3 separate regions of the Mus musculus genome follow, and regions 2 and 3 are each linked to region 1. Evidence: chromatin loops called from intact Hi-C (ENCODE). Cell type or tissue: left cerebral cortex. All regions are shown on one strand.

Evidence for each region. Peaks named below come from ENCODE experiments on the same cell type or tissue, not always from the same donor. Only the 100,000 strongest peaks of a DNase experiment are listed, where the experiment ranks them.
Region 2: it touches region 1 in a loop (4-fold over the local background); 2 of 42 quality-filtered maps call a loop at or near these places.
Region 3: a loop joins it to region 1, with 1.9 times the contacts of the local background. A loop is called at or near these places in 4 of 42 quality-filtered maps.

Annotation. Positions count from the first base shown.
Region 1 is chr6:24,411,013-24,419,012 of GRCm38, reverse strand. No RefSeq gene overlaps it. Among named protein-coding and RNA genes, the nearest start is that of Iqub, 100 kb to the left of the region's middle. In left cerebral cortex, no CTCF peak of the experiment used is centred here; DNase peaks (open chromatin) are centred at 2,331, 2,756 and 3,298; H3K4me3 peaks cover 321 bases; H3K27ac peaks cover 2,249 bases.
Region 2 is chr6:23,962,272-23,970,271 of GRCm38, reverse strand. It overlaps Tas2r118 (taste receptor, type 2, member 118), which reads left to right and starts at 212. Exons shown (of 1, transcript NM_207022.1): 1 at 212-1,111. The coding sequence starts at 212. The coding sequence ends at 1,111. In left cerebral cortex, no CTCF peak of the experiment used is centred here; DNase peaks (open chromatin) are centred at 3,040, 6,353 and 7,014; H3K27ac peaks cover 1,230 bases.
Region 3 is chr6:24,465,896-24,473,895 of GRCm38, reverse strand. The region is part of intron 8 of Iqub (IQ motif and ubiquitin domain containing); the gene reads left to right. Among named protein-coding and RNA genes, the nearest start is that of Iqub, 45 kb to the left of the region's middle. In left cerebral cortex, no CTCF peak of the experiment used is centred here; DNase peaks (open chromatin) are centred at 2,828, 3,268 and 3,529; H3K27ac peaks cover 1,852 bases.

The DNA.
Region 1 (8,000 bases):
CTATTAGCTGCTTTTCAATAATACATTGCATAAGTAGTTAAAAGAACCATTTGTTTACAATGCAAAAAGCATGATAAAAGGCACAGTGTCAACTAAATCACTGCATTTGCGTATACTGGGTTGATGTTTAGCTTTTGGGAATAATTACAAAGAATTATGTATGAAAAGTCAGAAAGAATTCTATTAACTTTAATAAAAGTCATACTTATTTTCCATGAATACTCTAAAGCAAAAGAAATGCATGCACTCTAAACTGTTCATTCAGCGGGTACTAGCATTTTTATGTATTTTTACTAGAGTATGGGAAGGAATAAACACTTCATAAGATGAAATAAGAGGATAAATGAAAGGATGAATTTGCCATATAAATAACACAGACACACACACATACATGTGTGTAATATATATGTATATGTATATATATATACATATATATATAATGGTTTTGTCTAATGAATTTAATTGTATTAGCACGTTTTAATTTTATTAAATTTATGTTTTCACATTAAATCCCCCCCCCGCCCCGCAAGTTTTTGGTATAGTTAGAATGATGGGCATGTATCTCTCTCTTTCACTCTTCGGTGGTTCTCCCTGTTCTAGCTAACTGTGCTTTCTGAATATGAAAGCTGAGAAAAATGGCAAGAGAAATACACTACTTTTTAAAGTTCTTTTTTTTTTTTTGCCTTTATGTGTATTTTATCTGTTTTCTTCTCTTTCACTCTCCTGAGCAATTTGCTGTTAGTATAAGGGCATTGGGATTAAACTATGAAGAGAGAAACACTACTCTATAATATATATAACGTTAGATCACCCTAGTAAGCTCCAGGAATATCCACTTTTATCGTTCTTGCCTCACATTCATGGAAGATAGAGGAAAACTATTTACAGTGGCATTAAACTACTTTTCTTACTCTTCAGAGGATATTTCTCAACAATAATCTTAACAATTTACTCTTACTCAGTTTTTTAAAAAAACATTTGTTTATCTATTCTTTTTTTTTTTTAATTGTGGAAGTTGTTTCTCTAGGAGAAATTTCTTACAGTGAGATTCCTAATGGCTAAGGATATCATAGAATAGGGAATATTATGATAAGAGAAAAAAAGAGAGTCACGTGATACTAGGAAAGAATGCAAGAGTACTTTACAGGGATAGGAAGTTGATGCCTTTTAAATCACAGGCATCTTACAGCTTTTGAAACTCTCCCTGTTTGCTCTTTCCCCCATCTCTGGGTCATGCATTCCCTGGTAGAAGATTTCATGTTGTCTTTTTTTCTATATTGTTGCTGGTCCTTAGTTACTCTTGAGTAAAGAAGAGATTTTTAGCTTGCAAATCCAAAGTGCAGCCAGAGGAGACATGGAAAAAATAAATAGATAGAGATAGACAGAAAAAACGAGAAGGATGTATATATCATTTTATTTATTGAGAGAAAACAATACTAATACACATAGAATAAAAAAGAAGAAGAAGAAGAAGAAGAAGAAGAAGAAGAAGAAGAAGAAGAAGAAGAAGAAGAAGAAGAAGAAGAAGAAGAAGAAGAAGAAGAAGAATGACAACCAATGACACTGCACGGCCCACAGATTCAGCTAGCCTGGGCTCGTAGGGGCTCACGGAGACTGGTGAGAATATTATGATGAACTGTAACTTTCTCTTGATCTAGTTCCTCCCAAGTAAGGTGTCCATTAGAATCACCAAAGGGACTTTAAAATATATATATCAATCCTGACCGTGTGTTTTAGCCCTACTTATTGCCTTTTGGAGTGGGGAATAGAATCCTGGAATAGCTTAAGTTGCGTGAACCACCACCATTTTTCTGTATATGAATGCCCCTACATAAGAAACTTCAAGGTCCAGAAAACTGCAAATGCAGTATGGAAACACTAACGGAGGGTGACAGGGAAAGGAGGAAACCAGAAATTTCTAGGAAGTAACAAATGAATAAATAATGATAGATTTACCTTTTCCTAAGCATATTTAAGAAAAAGAACCAGGAAAAGAGCCGTAAGTTTACAGATCTCCTTCTATGTGACTTTATAAGGCTAGAAATAAGGGATGCTTAAACAGGTGAGGCAGGAGGTTCAGGGATGGAGTCTGCCAAGGCTGGTTAGGACCTCAGTCAAAAGGCAGAGAGAGAAGACTAGAAGGGATATTGTGCTGCTGGCACACCATACACCTCTAAACATTTCTAGAGCTACACTTCCCAGTAAATTCTGCCTCTCCTCTCTCATCCAGGAGAAGCAGGGTACCTGGGTCCATTCTTTGCCTGGTCCCATCCAAGCTGCGGTTCCCAGCGTCTTTTTCTCTTCTGCCGATTGCTCATGGTAGCACAGCTCTCTCCTCATTACTCACTGTTAGCTTTTTCCGCATGGTTCTTCCCCTCATTTCTATAGATATGTTTATGATTCATTTGACCTTTCTTGACACTGGGTAGAACACAGCACCGGATTCTAGCCCCCCCCCCCCCAACCCGGTCCAGCTTTATCATCTTGAAGGTGTCACAGGTTTCTGCCTCATCTCAAGGGGCAAAGCAGGTGGCTGGCGGGACATTGTTCTTATGTGAACACCAAGTCACAGTCGGCTCTTCGGTAAATATCCTCCTCCGAGGCTGACTGTTCAGAAAGAATATCTAACGTGACGTGAGGCAAAGTCTTTTCCACAGAAGTAATTTCTCAAACCTCCATTTCACTATTCTTCATTGCAGTTATTAAAATTCACAGCAGTGACCGTGGACACTGCATCTATGTGGGCAGGAGGTAAATTTAGGCCGTAATGGAGGATGTCACTCACAAGGCGAGATAATTTAAGGATGGTCTGTTTGCATTTGAATTTTAAAGCTCTGCAGCAGGAAGAGAGAAATGCTGCAGTGGAAATTTATGTACGGTCTGGCTTTTGAGAAATATCTTTAGAATCAACATATGGATCACAGAGCGCCTATAATAAGCTCGGATAATGGAAGATCTGCTTATTTTTATTTCAGTTTATTTGTGAAGATGAATTTATAAATTTTAATTCCCAGTGGAGCCAAAATTGTATTTCCATGGAAGGAGGACATGTGTGATAAAACAAGAGTAGAAGCCAATTTTTCTTTCTTTTTTTTCTCTCTTTCTTTTTGTTTTGTTTTGTTTGTTTGTTCTGTTTTTGTTTTGTTTTATTTCTGTTACCAAGCTTAAAGTTATAGGACAGCCTCATTTTACCTTTTGGGAAAACAATATTGAAAATTCTGAACAAAGGCTACAATCTGGAAAAGTCATTTTGCTCTCATTGTATGTTGCTCTGTAGGTGGGGGTAACAACAGTAACACCGAGTTAATCTTGGCACATACAGGCACAGAGATAGCTTAGTAAGTGTGGAAAATGTTAAGATTATCTCCAAGGGATGCAGCTAAAGATTATTTCTCTTCCTCTCTTTATGTACTTAAGATTCTTTGTCATCCTATCTTTCTCCCTTATGAGCATGGTGTAGGCTGCTCCCAAGGAATTTTCAATAACTTGTCACTTAATAACTTCAAGTGATGATGTTATATTATTCAAATTAATATTACTCCAAGCACAGCTGGAATAACAGCTATAATTAGAAACAACTACAATTAAACAAGAACCTAAATAAAATGAAATACAGTGTCTTCAATGAGAGAGAGAGAGAGGTTTGAAGGCTAAGGGAATAGTTGAGGATCAGAATGGTAGATGAGCCCTAAGGCATCCTTTAGGACAAGGGCTCTGCCCAGTGTGACTCTTGTCCCAGTGGCCCAAGATGGCAGCTACAGAGGCAAGAGGTGAATCATGTCAAAGATTCAGCTGAAGCGGTAGAGGGAGAGGAGTTATAGATGCTACCTTGTGAGATCTGTTGTTGTTGTTCGGCAACACTTCCTCATTTTTTCTTGGACTAGAACCTAGCTATCTGGAGAAGGCAGATTTAAGGAGGCATGAGAAGTATAAACTTTATTCTGACGGATGGAGTGTCCCACTAAAGTTGGCAGTTCTCTACCATAGGAGAAAGGACAAATGTCTATCAGATGATAATTGATACTGTTTGCCATAGGTGAGATGTAATTGTTCTTGCTTTGTAATTCAGTTTTTGTACTTATGACTCTTCAGGTGTTTCTGTTCTGTGGAAGAAGAATACATAGTAAGGACTAGTGGTAAATGACTTCAGATGGGAACCTGGGGACAATGACTGTTCAGCTTCAGAGGGATGGGACAGTGCCATTCAGTAGATGACAGTGTAAAAATCCATACAGCTTTATCACCAAGACAGAATTTATCATATATTAATAGAAAACTAACCAATATACCGGGGGAGGGGGGACTCAAGCCAGGAGGTAGACTGACATTTGAGAACTCACATCCTCTCCACTGCTTAAAAACTAGGGCAAAAACTGGATTTCTGTATAGAAATGTTCAGTGAACCAAAGTTTTCAACATTCCTTGAGGCTGTATTTGAGCATAAAAATTTGGAATCTCTTGATCTTGAGGATCTGATGCAAAAGGCTCTGCCCCTCCAACCCCATGGTTTCGTCATTCCGTTGCATCTTCACTTGGGTGGTTTGAAGGTGAACTTGCAGGTGGAGACTGTTTGCAGGGCAAGCATGATCCTAAACCACACTGGGAGTGAGTGTATCACTGTCCCAGGCAGACAGAATAAAAAAAAAAAATAGCAACAGCTCATGAGCACTGATCAGTGTGACCAAACTCACCCGAGGTGCCAGGGGACAGTGGGGCTGGCATGAAATTCAAGAGGCAATTTCTTTGGTAGCTTGGTGGGGGAGGGGGAGACTTCCAGCTTGCCCAGGGTAGACCAAGCAGCATATATTTATTACATTTTTTTTCAGGTTTAAATGTTGGAAAACAATTCCCTTTAAAATGCCATGCATGCCAGACGAGCCTCGCGTGCTTGTCTTAGACTTTATCATTTTGTTCTTGTTTGTATCCTCTCCATTATCGATTTTCTTCTTTTAATTAAAATTCCTTTTCATAAATATATTTTGATCATATTCTTTTTTCTTCTCCCAGTTCCTCCCAAATCCTTCCCACCACCCAGCTACCCAACTTTATACTCTATCTTTCAACATAAACAAAAAATAATAAGACCCAAAAACAAACAAAAAAACCAAGACTCCCCCAACCCCCAATAACCCAAACCTACAACAAAGCAAAACATGAAGTCTATTTTGTGATGGACAGCTGTTCCTGGGTATGAGGCCCACCTTAGAGTGTAGTTAATGTACCCGTGCACACCATCAGAGAAAATTGACTTTTCCTTTCCCAGTGGGTAGCAATTATGAATAGCAATGTTATTAGAGAAGGGACTTAGTATACACCTTCTCTTCTCAGTGTTGGGATTTCCTGTGAAGGTCTTATGTGTGCTGTTACAGTCTTCGTGAGTTCATTTATGTGTCAGTTCTGTTGTAGGTGTGTGAAACACTATTTCCTTGGAGTTATCCATCACATCCTGGTTCTTAAAGCTCTTCCTGCCTCCTCTTGTACATGTGTCCCTGAGCCTTGAGTAGGGGTATGATAAAGACTTTTGGGCTGGGTGCTCCAAAGCCTCTGGTCCAGCTGTGGTCTCTGAAAGCTTCTCTGACGAAGGTAAGCAATGCACTCACCTGAGTCTCAGTCAAGTGTGGCCTCGGGGGTCACTGAGAGACATGGTTCTGCTAGTAAGCAGGCATCACAAAGGAATGGAGGGGTAGGCTAGAAGGGAAGGTTAAATGTGTGATAGGGAACCCTACATCCTCATAAGAGGTAGAGTCCCTAGTGGATGGAGGTGTTCTGGAAGGAGAGCCACTGTAGATTTTGGTGCCCTCTTAGGTAACCAGTGTAGAACTGAGGTATTTTCCTTATTTGTGTAATACTTATAGATGCCGCCTATTCTTAAAAACAACAAAACCAAACCAACCCAGTGACATTGGGTTGAATCTTACTAGCAAATGATCTAAATAGTTTCATGTATTGATTTTTAAAAATCACCCGGGGATCCATCCCATAATCAGCCTCCAAACATAGACACCATTGCATACGCCAGCAAGATTTTGCTGAAAGGACCCTGATATAGCTGTCTCTTGTGAGACTATGCCGGTGCCTGGCAAACACAGAAGTGGATGCTCACAGTCAGCTATTGGATGGATCACAGGGCCCCCAATGGAGGAGCTAGAGAAAGTATCCAAGGAGCTAAAGAGATCTGCAACCCTGTAGGTGCAACAACATTATGAACTAACCAGTACCCCCAGAGCTCGTGTCTCTAGCTGCATATGTAGCAGAAGATGGCCTAGTTGGCCATAATTGGGAAGAGAGGCCCCTTGGTCTTGCAAACTTTATATGCCTCAGTACTAGGGGAACACCAGGGCCAAGAAGTGGGAGTGGGTGGGTAGGGGAGTTGGGGGGGGAGGGTATGGTGAACTTTTGGGATAGTATTTGAAATGTAAATGAAGAAAATACCTAATAAAAGTAATTTTTAAAAATCACCATTATTTAAATAATGGTAATATTACTTTGTATATGGGAAACACCATTATGTTTCATATTAAATAAAAATTACTTAGTTGCCTAAGCAATTATATCGGGAAGGGTGGTACTGCTAGCTGATCCTACAAGAAATAAGCTTTAGAAATCTTTGTATTGCTTTCAATCTACAGCAAACCAGTAGCCAACATCAAAGTAAATGGAGAGAAGCTGGAAGCAATCCCACTAAAATCAGGGACTAGACAAGGCTGCCCACTTTCTCCCTACCTTTTCAACATAGTACTTGAAGTATTAGCCAGAGCAATTCGACAACAAAAGGAGATCAAGGGGATACAAATTGGAAAGGAGGAAGTCAAAATATCACTTTTTGCAGATGATATGATAGTATATATAAGTGACCCTAAAAATTCCACCAGAGAACTCCTAAACCTGATAAACAGCTTCGGTGAAGTAGCTGGATATAAAATTAACTCAAACAAGTCAATGGCCTTTCTCTACACAAAGAATAAACAGGCTGAGAAAGAAATTAGGGAAACAACACCCTTCTCAATAGTCACAAATAATATAAAATATCTCGGCGTGACTCTAACTAAGGAAGTGAAAGATCTGTATGATAAAAACTTCAAGTCTCTGAAGAAAGAAATTAAAGAAGATCTCAGAAGATGGAAAGATCTCCCATGCTCATGGATTGGCAGGATCAACATTGTAAAAATGGCTATCTTGCCAAAAGCAATCTACAGATTCAATGCAATCCCCATCAAAATTCCAACTCAATTCTTCAACGAATTAGAAGGAGCAATTTGCAAATTCATCTGGAATAACAAAAAACCTAGGATAGCAAAAACTCTTCTCAAGGATAAAAGAACCTCTGGTGGAATCACCATGCCTGACCTAAAGCTTTACTACAGAGCAATTGTGGTAAAAACTGCATGGTACTGGTATAGAGACAGACAAGTAGACCAATGGAATAGAATTGAAGACCCAGAAATGAACCCACACACCTATGGTCACTTGATCTTCGACAAGGGAGCTAAAACCATCCAGTGGAAGAAAGACAGCATTTTCAACAAATGGTGCTGGCACAACTGGTTGTTATCATGTAGAAGAATGCGAATCGATCCATACTTATCTCCTTGTACTAAGGTCAAATCTAAATGGATCAAAGAACTTCACATAAAACCAGAGACACTGAAACTTATAGAGGAGAAAGTGGGGAAAAGCCTTGAAGGTATGGGCACAGGGGAAAAATTCCTGAACAGAACAGCAATGGCTTGTGCTGTAAGATCGAGAATTGACAAATGGGACCTAATGAAACTCCAAAGTTTCTGCAAGGCAAAAGACACCGTCAATAAGACAAAGAGACCACCAACAGATTGGGAAAGGATCTTTACCTATCCTAAATCAGATAGGGGACTAATATCCAACATATATAAAGAACTCAAGAAGGTGGAGTTCAGAAAATCAAACAACCCCATTAAAAAATGGGGCTCAGAACTGAACAAAGAATTCTCACCTGAGGAATACCGAATGGCAGAGAAGCACCT
Region 2 (8,000 bases), 450 kb after region 1:
TATCCCTGTGTGAATTTGACCTAACAAGCAAAGCACAGACAAATGCTGTAGATAGGGAAATGTCTATGTCAAATGTGTGTAAGGAGGATTTGCATCCACAAAGAAGTGCCCTCTTATACTGAGAGTGCTAAGAACACATGTCCGTTTCATATTCGGAAAGTGGTATAGAGCTGTTGAGTCTTTGGCTAGGAAGAGACTTCAGAGTGGAAGCATGGTGCCAACGCAAGTCACCATCTTCTCCATCATCATGTATGTGCTTGAGTCCTTAGTAATAATTGTGCAAAGTTGCACAACGGTTGCAGTGCTATTCAGAGAGTGGATGCACTTTCAAAGACTGTCACCGGTGGAGACGATTCTCATCAGCCTGGGCATCTCACATTTCTGTCTACAGTGGACATCAATGCTATACAACTTTGGTACTTATTCTAGGCCTGTCCTTTTATTTTGGAAGGTATCAGTCGTCTGGGAGTTCATGAACATTTTGACATTCTGGTTAACCAGTTGGCTTGCTGTCCTCTACTGTGTCAAGGTCTCTTCCTTCACTCACCCCATCTTCCTCTGGCTGAGGATGAAAATCTTGAAACTGGTTCTCTGGTTGATACTGGGTGCTCTGATAGCTTCTTGTTTGTCAATCATCCCTTCTGTTGTTAAATATCACATCCAGATGGAATTAGTCACCCTAGATAATTTACCCAAGAACAATTCTTTGATTCTAAGACTACAACAGTTTGAATGGTATTTTTCTAATCCTTTAAAAATGATTGGCTTTGGTATTCCTTTCTTCGTGTTCCTGGCTTCTATCATCTTACTCACAGTCTCATTGGTCCAACACTGGGTGCAGATGAAACACTACAGCAGCAGCAACTCCAGCCTGAAAGCTCAGTTCACTGTTCTGAAGTCTCTTGCTACCTTCTTCACCTTCTTCACATCCTATTTTCTGACTATAGTCATCTCCTTTATTGGCACTGTGTTTGATAAGAAATCTTGGTTCTGGGTCTGCGAAGCTGTCATCTATGGTTTAGTCTGTATTCACTTCACTTCACTGATGATGAGCAACCCTGCATTGAAAAAGGCACTGAAGCTGCAGTTCTGGAGCCCAGAGCCTTCCTGAGGCAGGAAACACAGTTAAGCCTCTAGGGTAAGGAGACTTTGCATTGGCACAGTCCCTATAGTGTAATGCAAACTTGAACACAAACTTCATCCCTTTTCACATCCACAAATGGCTGCATCTATACATCATCACCAGTCTTCCCTGTATTCTGACCCATTCTCTTCCTGTCCTATCCATAGTCCCCAGGTTGGTTTTGATTTTTCTCATGATCACACCAACTCTGCTTAGCTTTTGCCACCACTGTAATAGTAAACATGGGGTGTTCTATATATTACAGTCAAAATCATTCTCACATTGTTGATTGCCTCACAAATTCATATAAATCCCCCTTCCTGTCAGGAATTTATTGTCTGCTCACTTAATGCTCACCATATATTAAGCCATTAATTCCCCCTTCCTACCTTGAGTTTAAGAAGGAAAATGTCTTACCATTGCCCACAACCTATTCTGCTGCTTCTAGACTTTTATGCAGTGATTTATACACACACACACACACACACACACACATACAAACAACCTTGCTCTCTCCAAATACTGGCCCTTTGTTCCTTTATAAGTCTAGTAGAAAGTTAACTCTTCTTTATTTCATTGACCAAGACATTGTATTCTTCCCCAGAATATCATTTACCCACTCTGGTCTCATCCATGATATCCCTAAATATCAATGATTTCAGTGGGCAAAAACTGACAACAGTCATTGCCTGGATACTTGATTTAATTGTGCTGTGACTTAGAGCAAACATTCTGTAACATTTGCTATTTTAATTTGTAACTACTTCGTTCAATTTGTTTATTTATTGCCCTATATAACACAAGAGAATCAAGAATCCATCTTAACAACGCAGGAGTGATGTCAACCTACATTTTCTGTACCTTATTGTTCTGCGCTTATAACAATCCAAAATTTTGCCAAGTTGGGTAAGACTATAGGAACCACAGAAAAATCCATTTTGAAATCACCCATTAGACATCATTGTTCAATATGCATTGCTTTAAACTTCCCCTAACAAGTTTCAGATCTTTGCCTTTAGGCAAAGGGGTCTGGTCTTACCTCTCCATTACATATTTTCTCTTCATCTCTTTCTTTTGACTGATTCTCTAACAACCAAATATCTCATTAATAGCTAACTCTGGATACTTATTTCTTAATCTATCCCAGACACTTTCAATGTATTTCTGCTAAACACAGTCATATCTCTTTCTGTGTTCTAGTGACAAGGTAGGGAACACAATTTTCCAACTTTTATACATGGTGGACATAGTTGATGAACCGAACTTCTGGCTCTTCTTTCAGAAGACTGATTCTACTCCTGAAAGCAAACCATCCAATGAAGACATGGTTATGGGTAACTCATGGCTGGTTGTGAAAGCAAATTTTGGTGCCTAGAAAGAAATGGATATTCTTTTTCTCTTGAGTGTGTCACTCTGACATATTTTCCATGTTGAGTCCATATTTGATGCTGAGAGCATGAATGTAAGTAAAGCCTAAAAGATCACTTCCAAAACTTCCATTCAGTTTTTCTCAGCAGTATCCCTGATACTGCATAGGAAAGAAAGAAAAAAAAAACATGCTGCCCTACTTGAAGAAGGATGTGTTCCATGCAGTGTGGATATCTCCCAGGCTACACTGGCTCAGCTACAGCTAAAGGTGGGATGGAAAACTGGTATATTTGGTAATGCTGAGCAGAGTCTCACCTGAAGGGATGCTGAGCAAAATAAATCTTAACCATGTGGCCAAGGTCTCCAAGGAGTGGTTTGTAAGCTTGTTAGGAGTTAGGTTGTAAGAGTTTGGGATCCTTTCAGAGTGGGTTGAGCAAGAGCCAGGGAAGCTTGGATTATACCTTTGTTATTTGTATCTATATACAGAAGGGTCTTTGCATGTTCCAAAATCTCAGATAGCTAGAAGGAAGGACTGTTCTCTTTACAAGTATATAAATAGAGAATGAGCAAAAAGAACCCCCTCGCCCCCACCACCACACACAGAGATACTATTCCAGAAACTAGGGAGTATTTTTAGTGTTCTCACTATTTTCCTTTTTTAAAAAAGTGCAATGGAAAACTTATCCATGACATGCATGAGGTTGGAGTGTTAAGAACAGCTGAAGGATGAGGAAGTCTGAAAAAAAAATAGAAACAGAAACGATGCTTGTCCTATATATCTGTGACACCCACAAGTTCCCAAGGAAATCTTCCATCCATTATCTCATTTCAAAGGACAAGTCAAGATCACCCAAGCAACCCAGCTGGAAAACAGAAGTAAGAATGTTAAATCCATACTGATGACTATTTCTCACTCTAAAACCAATGAAAATGGATAGCAAACAAAGGGGTGTTTTCTTAAGGGACCAAAGGGTTTTAATCTAGAAAAAAAAAGATAAAAAGGGAGATGCTAACAGAAAAGCAATAGAGAGAATGTGACCAAGAACAAAGCAAATCTTCCGTTAGCTTGGCACTAAGAGGCTCATGTGTTTCTGTTGTTCAGTTTTCACAACTTTATTGTATCTTTGGCTCACTCTGCTTTCGCAGTGAGTGTGTTGTGCTTACTGGAATTGAGAAAGGTATGTTTCTAAGTGTTGGGCACAAACGTTTAGAAACCCATTGGCAGCAGCAGTGGAATAAGGAAAAAACCCCGTGAGCATTGCAGACTGGCACCTGCAAGTATCATTCACTTTGTACACATCAAATTATTAGTAGCTTGAAAGTAAATATTTGCCCTTTATGCAGTGCCCCCTGGTCTTGGTGAGTGACTTAGATACAGTGGGGGCAGGCAGCAATGGTGAATTCCTAATAACACTTATCATAGAGTCTATTCGTAGTTAGACTCACCCAGATTTTATTTGCTAGATAAAAATCTTTCTCCTTTACCCACACTCCTACTAAGTAGGGTGAAGTAGGGTGCATAGGTTCATTTGCATCATTTGACTCCTCCTGGTAGTCAAGAGAGTCCATCACTAGTCTCTGATACACCTGCCAATTCGTAACTCCCAATAATCTACAATGTAAACCTCAGTGTTTGCATGAGGTTTACTTATCTCCTCACTATTTCCTGAATGTCAATACCCATGCACAGGATATTTGCATAAGCGGCCTCCAGGCCTGGGAATCACTCTCCTCACTTTTGCCAGGTTTTGCCTTTCCTATTCAGCGTGCCCTTTTAAAAGGCACTGCCTTTCTAGGCCTACCCCTATTGCTGCTTACACATGAATGTCAAGTCTACCACAGGCTTTAGCCCCTCAGAATTATTCCTCTTTCTACTACACGATGTGGTATCAGTGAGAATTTTGTCACATTGTCAAATTCTACCTTTATCTTAAAGTGTGCCTTTGTAATAGTTTTCTGTGCACAGAAATTAAATTACAATAAGATGGGTAACAACTCTGAATTCTGGAATTTAGAATTAAGTAAATGTTATGAAATATTATGATTTCCTATGCTATCAATCTATTGTACCCTACTGGGAAGGCAAAGATAGATAGCAGTGTGATCAGCATGTGCTCTTTGACAAGATCAAGTTGCTGATGATGTGTTGATGTTGATGTTGATGTGTGGCTGATGATGCTGATCTGTCAGAACATCTCTGACCATTTTTGCTTTGGAGAAGCCCCGATGGGGCTGGGATGTTTCATAGCAGATCCACGTAGACACACATTAAGAAAAAAGCTGCTTCTCTCTTCCTTCCCAGGGAATAGTAAAGGTAGAAAAGGCCCTTGTGTTCTAAAGAACAGGAAATAGCCTGCATTTCCACTACCTCCTATACAGAGGGCACCTAAAAACTCCACCAAGCAAGACACCTCTTTACTTTCTCCTACTGCCTTCAATTTGATGATCATTTGGAAACAGAAGAAAGAAAAAGATGTGGTAGGCCAATTAGCAACCATCTCATCTATCTCCCTTGCAAGCTCTCAACTTCTTAATCAGACTAAAATAGGTGAAAAAAATTAATTTTTAATTGGGTATGAGAATAATGTTTAGGTTGATAATCTTAAAAACCTTAGCATAAAAACATTTTCATAGACCCATGAAATTTATAATATTATCTGTAGTTGAGAAAGGCAGTTATAAAAAATGTTTAGAATTAGAATATTTTGAGGTTTTTTTTTTTTTGTGAGTTTAGCCTAATCATTAAGTTTGGTATAATAAGTACAAAAGTTGATGAACTATAGAATGTCCTGACATTTCCCCCGAAGGTTTAGTGCCAAGTACTCTGCATTATATTTAGATCCTGCTTAGAATTATTTTAACATAATCCCACTTCTCAGGAGCTAAGCCAAGGGCCCCTTGCAGATTACCTTAGTTCTCTGCCACTGTAGTGACCATGTCTCATACATCAGAATCCTGATGGAGCATCATGAAATCTAAGGCTTCACACAGAATCTTTCCAACCCTAGTAGAAAATTCTTACCCTAGGGTTTTATTCTCATGCCATTCTGATGCTCATGTTTAAATTTTAGGTGGATTTTTTTCATATGAACTTTAATTTCTATTGTAAATTATGGTGATGTGATTTTCAAATGTTTTGTTACTTTAAAAGGAGACAAAGAGGGACAGACTGGGGGTAGGGGTAGGAAATAGACAAAGAGGGATGATATTAAAAGTATACCAAGAAAGATGCTATTAAAAGTATTTTAGCAATAAAATATTTATAATATAATTGTAACTATTAACCATAGTTTTAATATTTTACAATTTCACTTCTTTTCAGAAATGTATATTAGAGAGAATCTGAGGAACTTATCATTCACTTGCCAAAGCCCCCAAACTCAGGACAACACATCTCTGAGACAGTTTCCTCTATTTTAATAAAACTTCCAATATTGATCCTGAGTGTGAATTGGCTAGCTTTAATGGCAATCATTGGATAAACAATTTCAATGCCAAGTTTCACTAAGTTGATATTTTTGATCATATGTATATTAAAATGTCAGGCTATTCATCAATTGGATTGTATACATTCTTTGGAGATCCATTCTTCACATTTGACTTTAAATGTGTATTCTTTTTCACAATAAATAAGTAAATGAGCATTTATTTTAAAACTATGTTAGACAGAACTGAATTACAGCCAAGGTAGTCAAAATGACTGAGAATAATCACTTACATATTTACAAGGGAAAGTGACTCTTCAGATTTAAGTTTAAAATTAGAAGAAAGATAAATTTCACAAGCTTTCACTCCTAAGGCTAAAGATAGGCTGTGTAGGTAGTTATTTCTGAACTCGTTGGCACATCACCACCATCAGTACTTGAGGGTTTGAATGAGGCTCACTCAAAGAACTTGGAAAGAAGGTGGTCTTCTGATATGAATCAAGAAATCTGCTTTCCTCCCTACCTCTTCCCTAACTGCAACAATCTAAGAATTATCCACAAGATGGATGGCTCAAGGTTTCTTCAATCAAATTCAGGATTTCTATCAAAGCACAGTTTATGCTATACTGAAAAAGAAGTGGGTAGGTCTTAAAAAGAAACAGGAAAATTAAAAAATTTCACAGCCAAACAAAAAGGTGGCACACATTTAAGCTAGGTCTATGTTTGGCCAGTTACACCTTGAGGAGGGGAACATTCAGTCTTCTCATTTGAATGACATTAAGTCTTCCCAGCATTTCCTCTACTCATTAAACTCAGGTCACTTCAATTTCACCAGGTTTTACTTTCTTCACACGTTTGTTCACTTCCTTTGCTGATGGTTACCTTTGTTGCATGTTAGATCCTACTTAAAATTATCCCAAGATAATATCACTCCTCAGGATCTAAACCAAGGGCCCCTTTCAGACAACCTTTGTTTTCTATTACCATAGTCACCATGGTTCACACATTGAAATCCTGATGGAGGCTGTATCCAGGCACATAAGTAGCCATGAGTGAAAAATATAATTGTCTCCTGAGGGGCTCTGCCAGTGCCTGGCAAATACAAAAGTGGATGCTCACAATCATCCATTAGATGGAGCACAAGGTCCCCAATGAAGGAGCTAGAGAAAGTACCCAGGGAGCTGAAGGCATCTGAAGCCCCATAGGAGGAACATCAATATGAACTAACCAGTACCCCCAGAGCTCCTTGGAACTATACCACCAATCAAAGAAAACACATGGTGGAACTTGTGGCTCTAGCTGTATATATAGCAGAGGATGGCCTAGTTGGTCACCAATGGGAAAAGAGGCCCTAGTTCCTGTGAAGGCTCTATGCCCCAGTATAGGGGACTGCCAGGAGCAGGAGTGGGCGTAGGTGGATTGGACAGCAGGGGGAGGTTGGGAGGGGATAGGGGATTTTTGGAGGGGAAACTAGGAAAGGGGATAACATTTGAAATGTAAATAAAGAAAATATCTAATTACAAAAAAAAAGATTTGAACAATGCCCAAAAAAGTTTTTTTTCTGTATTCTATTAAGAATAAATACAAGAAAAACAGCACAAGGTGCAAGGATGAACCTCCAGATTTTGTGCCCAGGCTTAGGATCTTGGGACTGATGTTTGTTCTTTGCACTGATTGATCAGACAGCTTTTTTATCATAATGAGGACATCTCAACAACAAGATGAAGAACTTGAAAAGCAGTACCACTCACTGGACCTCTGCGGGATAGCTCCTTCTGATGCCTAATAAACATTACTAGAGTGTTATATGGTGCTATTTTCTGCCCTCTTCACTCTCAATGAATTTTCCTGCTACACACTTTAGATCACATGGCTTGAATTTAAGTAGAAACTTCCCTGCGCCCCTTCATCCTGAAATGTGTCCATTCTGGCCTTATCTCAGCCTCATTTTTCTTCAGTTTCCCTTCCTCAACCTGATCTCCCTAAGTAATAAGAATAGTCATTTTCTTCCTAAAATTTAGAAGCAGAACTTAAAATGTAACAGAGCATGCCTGCCTCATTGAGATTTTATCTGGGGAATAATC
Region 3 (8,000 bases), 55 kb before region 1:
AAGAAACAGGTTAGGATAGCCCTTCAAAATGTGTAGCTTGTGATAGACTTTTGAGATTTTTCTTTTAAGACAGGGACTTACTATGTAGCCTTGGGATGACCTTGCACTTCATTGTGTAGACCAGGCTGACCTCAAAGTCACAGACATCCAATTGCCTCTGCTTGTGGAGCATACACATCTGGCCAATCATGATATTGTTAAGGTGAGAGATATGTTTTATCTCTAAGTCCTCATACCCTTACACATTCCTTACAAAGATTATCAATGCTTGTTTATGAAGGAAGACAGGAAAATATGGACAGACAATAATGGTATGGATTTCATAATCCAAATATAGAACAAGTCATGTAACTGCCATTGTTAAAATTCTCAAATAGTATCGTTCTAGAAAAGACTTATTTGGGGTAGTTTGGATAACAATGGTCCCATAGGCTCAAATATTTGGATGTCTAGTCATCAGGGAGTGGAACTCTTTGATATGATTAGAAAGATTAGGATGTATGACCTCATTGGAGAAAGTGTGTCATGGGCTTTGGGTTTAAAAAAGCCCATGCTAGGCCCAGTCTCTCTGCCTCTCTGCTTGAAGATCAGGATAGCTCTCAGATACTTTTCCAGCATCATGCCTTTCATGCCTGCTCCCACACTGCCAACCATAGTGATGATGGACTGAAACCTCGGAAACTAAGTAAACCTACAATGACATGCTCGCTTTTATAAGCGTTACCTTGGCCACAGTATCTCTTCACAGCAATAGGATAACAACTAGGACAGTATTTTTCACAGTCATAATTTGAACTGAATTTATAGTCTCCACAAGGTGCTCATCTTGCACCTGCTTTATGTCTAGGAGCTGTGGTTTTCCATGCCTGTAAGCAGTGTTGGAAATTATATATGTGTAGAGTCCATCAATGGAGCAAAGCCCAAATATGAAACTGACTCTAGAGTTGATCGATATCATCATCCTTTCTCAATGAAGTATGACATGCTAAGAAAATTCTTACATGAGTGTCATCCAAAGTAAAGATGAGATGGAGAGATATTGTTAAAGAGAATTTCTATGAGGAAGATCTGGTTTTGAATTCTAAATACTTCATAAGGAGTGGAATCCAAGGCCTTGAAGGACTCGGAATGTGCAGAGATCTGCCCTGTAACAGGGGCATGGTGGTAAGGCTGGGGCAATGAAGTAGACTGAGGAGACAGCTGGAAGGCAGGGAGGGTGTTCATTTGACTTTACTATTAAGAAAATAAAACATTAAATACCAAGTGCTTGTGTGTGTGTGTGAGTGTGTGTGTGTGAGTGTGTGTGTGTGTGTGTATGTATGTGTAAGTGTGTGAGTGTGTGTGTGTGTGTGTGTGTGTGTGTGTGTGTATGTGTGTATGTATGTGTAAGTGTGTGAGTGTGTGTGTGTGTGTAAAGTTGTAAGGTCAGGAGAAAGCAGAGCAACAACGGACTTAGTGTTCTTGTATTCTGAACTAGTCAAGCTGACAACCTTGTCACCACTCTAATGCAGGGTCCTCTAAAGTATGTTTTTTTATACAAAGCTGTACTAAATATCTAGATAAAAAGGTGGATGACTGAGGCTTTAGTAGGAATTACTTATGCTAGGCATGTCTGTCCATTCTGTTCGTGCTCCTGCTCATGCCGGCCCTCGTCACTAACATCAAGGACTTGCAGTTCATTCCCTAAATGTTGAAGCAACGCAATGTTGTACAGGACTCTTTAGATTGCTGATAAAACAGCTTATAGTTAATCCCAAAAGTCAGTCAAGGTCACAGTCAAGGTCACAGCAAAGGTCACAGTCACTTTATCTTAGATGCTAAATTTAACAAACAAGCAGAGTCACAATGCTACATTTATCAGCAGCAGCACTGTAAAGTAGACAGATATTTAAAGCAATATTTTACTTTTGTTATCATTTAGGAATAACTTAGGAGAATAAACATCTATATTTAGTTTCAGTTTAAGCTCATTTACTCCAGCTGTGGGATTTATTGAAACCACATTCTTTAAAAATCTTATACTGAACATATGATTTCTCTGAATAGTGACGGACATGTTTTTGTTGGGGAAATCTAGAAATTGAACAAATGGTCCCTACAGTTCTAATTCTTTTTTTTAATTGGGTATTTATTCCATTTACATTTCCAATGCTCTCCCAAAAGTCCCCCAGACCCTTGCCCCCCACTCCCCTACCCACCCACTCCCACTTCTTGGCCCTGGTGTTCCCCTGTACTGAGGCATATAAAGTTTGCAAGACCAAGCAAGGGGCCTCTCTTTCCACTGATGGCCGACTAGGCCATCTTCTGATTCATATGCAGCTAGAGACATGAGCTCGGGGGTGGGGGTGGTATTGGTTAGTTCATATTGTTGTTCCACCTATAGGATTGCAGATCCCTTCAGCTCCTTGGGTACTTTCTCTAGCTCCTCCATTGGGGGCCCTGTGTTCCATCCAATAGCTGACTGTGAGCACCCACTTCTGTGTTTGTTAGGCCCCAGCATAGTCTCAAGTTCTAATTCTTAATAATGATAAAAAAGTTCACTCTGAGGATTTTTGAAAACATTAATTAACTTGTAATTTAACATTGACTTCTGAAGGTTATCAAACATTTAGAACTGGCAGGTATACTGACTTAAGGGAATTCAGGTTATGACATCTAAACGGAAGGTCAGCAGTTGCCTTCTGGTTTTAATGTTTGGGGTGCATTTTAGCAAACTATATAAAGACATCATTTGCATTTCTGCAAGAGCTCATCCCTAGAGTTGAGGCTGTTCATCCCTGTCCTCCCCCCCTTTTTTTTTCATACATCATTTCTCACAGTCACAAGCTTAAGAAACCTGCAATTTCTGTGAGCTGTGCTGTGTACATGCTTTCTCCATGCTCTGGTGGCCAACAGCTAGCTAATGGGATAGAAAATGCATCTGCCTATCTCTCTCTCTCTCTCTCTCTCTCTCTCTCTCTCTCTCTCTCTCTCTCTCTCTCTCTCTCTCTCTGAGCTGTGCATTTAACAGGGGGTCATTGTGGATGAATAAAACCCTGTTGCTGTATAAAAGAAAAGTTGATCACTACCCAATGGCTTTTGGGGGGCCTAACTTTATGCTTCATTTGTACCCTTGGGGACCTGAGAATTAATTCAGGAAGAAGAAAAGAGCTATTCTCCCAGTGCAGCCATTTTTTCTTCTCCTGGGGAGGCCTGCTGCTTTGGAAGCCTTTGTCATCTCCCCACCCTCCAGTCTGTCCTGCTGTTCTTCAGTTGCTCTGCTCCACAGCCTCTGCTGCCTCATTTGTTGGCAGCTAAGTGGAATTTATTACGCTACCATTTCTGAAGCCATTTAAGACCATGATTGTTGTACATCTCTTATTATAGCCAAAGCATTCAAAGAAAAAGGAACTGGGGAAGGGAAATAAGCAAAGTTGACATTTTCCCTCATCAGAGGAGGTAAAAAAAAAAAAAAAAAAACCCTTAAGGCCTGCCTGAAATCAAAGAAGCCTGTACTTGAAGATGAAGTTATCAGTGTTGGCAGAAGGACAGCCAAAGATAAAAACAGCTTTGCTGAACAGATTTATATATATCTTCTTTGTGCCAGCTCTTGGAAACTGGAACTTCCTATGTAGGATTATGTGATTATATCATTCAGTTCTCTTGAATCTGGCTAACTCCTGTTTATTCTCTTAGTTTCATCGTAGGCAAAGCTTTCTTCTGAGGAGTCAAGTCAAGTGCTTGATAGACAGCGCCACCTTCACTGTCTGTCTGAAGCATCAAGCATGCTCACCATCTATTTCAATGAGTTATTTTTTTACCTTTATAGCCCATGAGACTTGAACACTTTTGCCATCAAGATGGCCTTTTGTTTATGCAGGGCCCACTATACAGTATATCTAATGTATAGTAGATACAGTAAATATTTGTTAGATGAATGGATGAGCACTGTAGACCCTGTGAAATATACACAATTACATGTGAAATTTACCCTTTATAACCTTTCAGGAAAATAAAATTTGAAAGCCTAACATTGTTGAGATCCAACTTCCTTTGACTTAGGTTGCTGAATTACAGATACAAGACCTGTGTGCTCATGTGCCCATGTGTGTGCACACGTTTGGGCGTTTACAACTGTAAAAGGATTTTAAATGGGAGCAATGCTATGGGTCCCAGCTATAGTACTAGAGAATATTTCTTGGGAAATGTAAAGATGGAGTTCAGATTTAAAATGTCAGCAGGGTTTGGACGTACATTTGAAAGAGCCTAAAACACTGCTATAGCATCTTGTATCCAATAGAACCATAAAAGCCAGTGAGCATGATAAGCACTCATTTGGAAGTGGAATTACACAGTGCACCGACTGCCAACATCCAATAAATTAGATAAAGCAGACATTTCAGAAACGTGTTGTTAGAAGGATTATTACAAATGAAATAGGTTACCAGCCTGCAGAGTAAAAGATGCTGTCCTTACAAGTGGTAGAAAAGAAATTGTATTTTATAGAACCCTGCTGTGGAAATTAGCATATGGAGATTAAGCTATTAGTTAGGCTAGAGGATATTACAGTATGAAATCTATCCTAATTATTCTTTAAATCTTTAGAAATGAGCATTGAAACAAGCATTGTAGTTGAGCAAAATACTCAATGTAAGACTCTTTCAGTTGCATTATGTGTAAGTGATAACAAATAACGTATCTTATTACTAACCCGTTTTATTTTTTATAGCTCTTCAGCCAGCTCAACTCTAGCCTATCAGCTCTCTAACTAATGTTACCTATTGCCCTGTTTCTGATCTGACATTATAAACCAGTGTTAGTCCTACAGTATTTGCCAGATCAAAATTTAAACTAAGAATCTGAAGCTTCTACTAGAGGTTACTAGCTGTAAGCAACTTTTCTTTTGTCTATAACTTTAATGATACTGTTGTTTTGAAAAAGTATCAAACATAATTGTAAGGGGTGACCTTGCATTTTTCAGTCTAACATGCAAACAATGGAGGTAAATTGATGCCGTTAACTAAAAATCTTCTTTATAAACTGTCATTCTAAATGCAGTGTGGTATCATTACGAATTTCTAATAATTTGCTCAAACACACAGAGAATTCCACTTAAATTGAAAATTAAACCACATCTAAGATTTAAATGGTTGCAATTATGGCATAAATCAGGATACAAGGACCCCAAAGCAATGACTAATTAGCCCACAAAAAACATCCAATATCTGAAAAACCAGTAATTGTGATCAACATAGGCTTGTTTCTGAAGGACTGTAATCAGGCAAAGAAACAAAGCAGCTTTTTTACTCTAAAGTAAAAGAGAAAACAAAATAGTTAGCTATTCCTGAGAGATATCTAGCTGAATCCTCTGCTCTTAAAGTCTTGATAGGAGGAGACATATTAGTGCTAAGCACAGCGGGCTATCCTTAAAAGCCATTCTGTAAGGAAAGGCTCCCAAGAGCAGATGAAAGAATCAGAGATGCCCACATTCCCACTGTTAAGAGTCCCACAGAAACATCAAGCTAACAACCATATCATATATGGAGGGGACCTAGCTCTGACCTATGCTGCTTCAGTGTTTGTGAGCCTGTAAGAGTCTTCCCTACTTAGTTGGTGTCTGTGGCTACTGGGTTGCCCAGCCCAGCCTTGATTTGAGGGTTTGTGCTGTGTCTTATTGTATCTTGTTATGCTATGTTCAGTGGATGTCCCTGGGAGGCCTGCTCTTTGTAAAGGGAAATGGAAGATGAGGATGAGGAGGGGGAGGAGGAAGAGGGAAGAGGGGAAGTGGGGGTGGGAGGACTGGGAGGAGTGGAAGGAGGGGAGGCTGTGGTCAGGATGTACTGAAAACAAAACGTAAAGCCACCCTGGCTCTGCATTCATCACACAGCCCAGACCCTGTACTGTGTTTCTGACCTGTTATCCTGGGAATTCTTTGATGAGCGTTAGGGCAAAGGTACCCCACCTTTCACCCCTCAATTCAGGATGTACACTAGGCTGGGTGCTATGCCACATTTGTTAATGGAGAATGAGAACTTTTGGTGACACCTGTGTGGTAGTGATCACAGTGCTGCTAAGGCAGTCGTCCCTCATATGTACAACAGATTGGTGCCCAGAGCCTGCGGATACTAGTTCCAGTGTTGCTCCAGTCGTGTATAAAAGGACACTATATTGGCTTCCAATGTATTTACATCCCTGTGCAGATTTTTTTTTTGTCTGCACATTCCCTTTTTCTTTGTAAAGAACTGGGGACTGAAGCTAGGCTATATGCTTTCTAGGTAAGCACTCTACCACTGAGCTAGATTCTTAGCTCTAGGTGACTTTCTTTTCTTTTAAACACAAAATCCATTACAAATACTGTGCAAATAATTTATTGCTGTACTGACTTGTTTAGAGAGTAATGACAACCCCCAAAATGGTCTTATCTATGCTGTGCCCAGATACAGTTCTTGTGGTTTTGAGAGAATCTTCATGTAGCTCAGGCTGGTCTCCAACTCACTATGCAGAAACTGGACTCGAACTCTTGTCTCTCCTGTCTCCACCTCCCAAATGTTGGAATTATTAGACTTGTGGCATCATGCTCAGATGGACACTGTAGTTGCACTTTGTCTGCTTTGTGAGTTCTTCCCCCCACCCCCACCCTTCTCTACTCTTCTACCCTTCAACTCCCTAACATTAGAGAGGAGAGAAGAAAGAATAGAGAAAAAAGGGTGACATCTTTAGACTACATCTTGATGATTAGGGTCATCATGTTCCTTGGGGGCAAGTTTGATCTTTACCGTCAGGATATCTAATTAATTCTTCTAGTTGTTTCTTCTTTGTGCACAACACTTAACAAACCGAGACCAACAGCAATCAACAGCCACCAACCCCTGACACTATTAAAGATATTCTGCTCTGCTTGCAGACAGGACCTTTAGCATAACTGTCCTCAGGGAGGCTTTGCCCAGCAGCTAATGAAGGCAGATCAGAGACCCACAAGCAAGTGTTGGGTAGAGCCCAGGGAGTCTTGTAGAAGAAGAGAGGGAAGTATTGGGGGAAGGGAGGAGACAGAGAGATCAAGGACACATAAGAAAACCTACAGAATCAACTAACCTGTGCCCATAGGGGCTCACAGAGACTGAACCTCCAAGAAGCATGCACAGGATGGGCCTAGGCTCAATGCAAATGCGTGGCACATGTGCTGCTTGGTCTTCATGTGGGGCCCATGGCAACTGAAGCAGGGGCTATCTATGACTCTGCAGCCTCCTTTGGCTCCCTTTCCCTTAGCTTGGATGCTGTGTCTAAATCCTAGCTAGCATGTGCTTGAGGCTTTTATTTAAGCCTTTTCTGATTGGTGTAAGATGGAACCTCAGAGATAGTTTGATTTGCATTTCCCAAATGATGAAGGTTGTTGAGCATTTCTTTAAGTGTTTCAAGGTTCCTCTGTTGAGAATTCTCTGACTAACTCTGTATCACACTTTTTAATTGAGTTATTTGGCTTGTTGGTGTCTAACTTCTCTAGTTCTTTATATATTTTGGATTTTAGCCCTCTGTTAGATGTAAGGTTGGTGAAGATATTTTTCTATGCTCTATGCTGCCATTTTGTCCTATTGATGACATGCTTTGCCTTACCAAGCATTTGAGTTTCATGAAGTCACTTTTATCAATTGTTGACCTTAGAGCCTGAGCCATTGGTGTTCTCTTCAGGAAATTTCTCCCTCTTTCTCTTCTATTAGATTCAGTGTATCTGATTTTATGTTGAGGTCCTTGATCCACGTGAACTTGACTTTTGTGGAGGATGATAAATATGGGTCTATTTTCATTATTCTACATGCAGACAGCCAGTTAGACCAGCACCACTTGTTGAAGTTGCTTTCTTTTTTCCATTGTATGGTTTTGGTCTCTTTGTCAAAATTCAAGTGTCCATAGGTGTGTGGGTTTATTTCTGGATCTTTGATTCTATTCCATTGACCAACCTATTTGTTTCTGTATTAATATGTAGTTTTTATTTCTATTGCTCTGTAGTACAACTTGAAATCAGG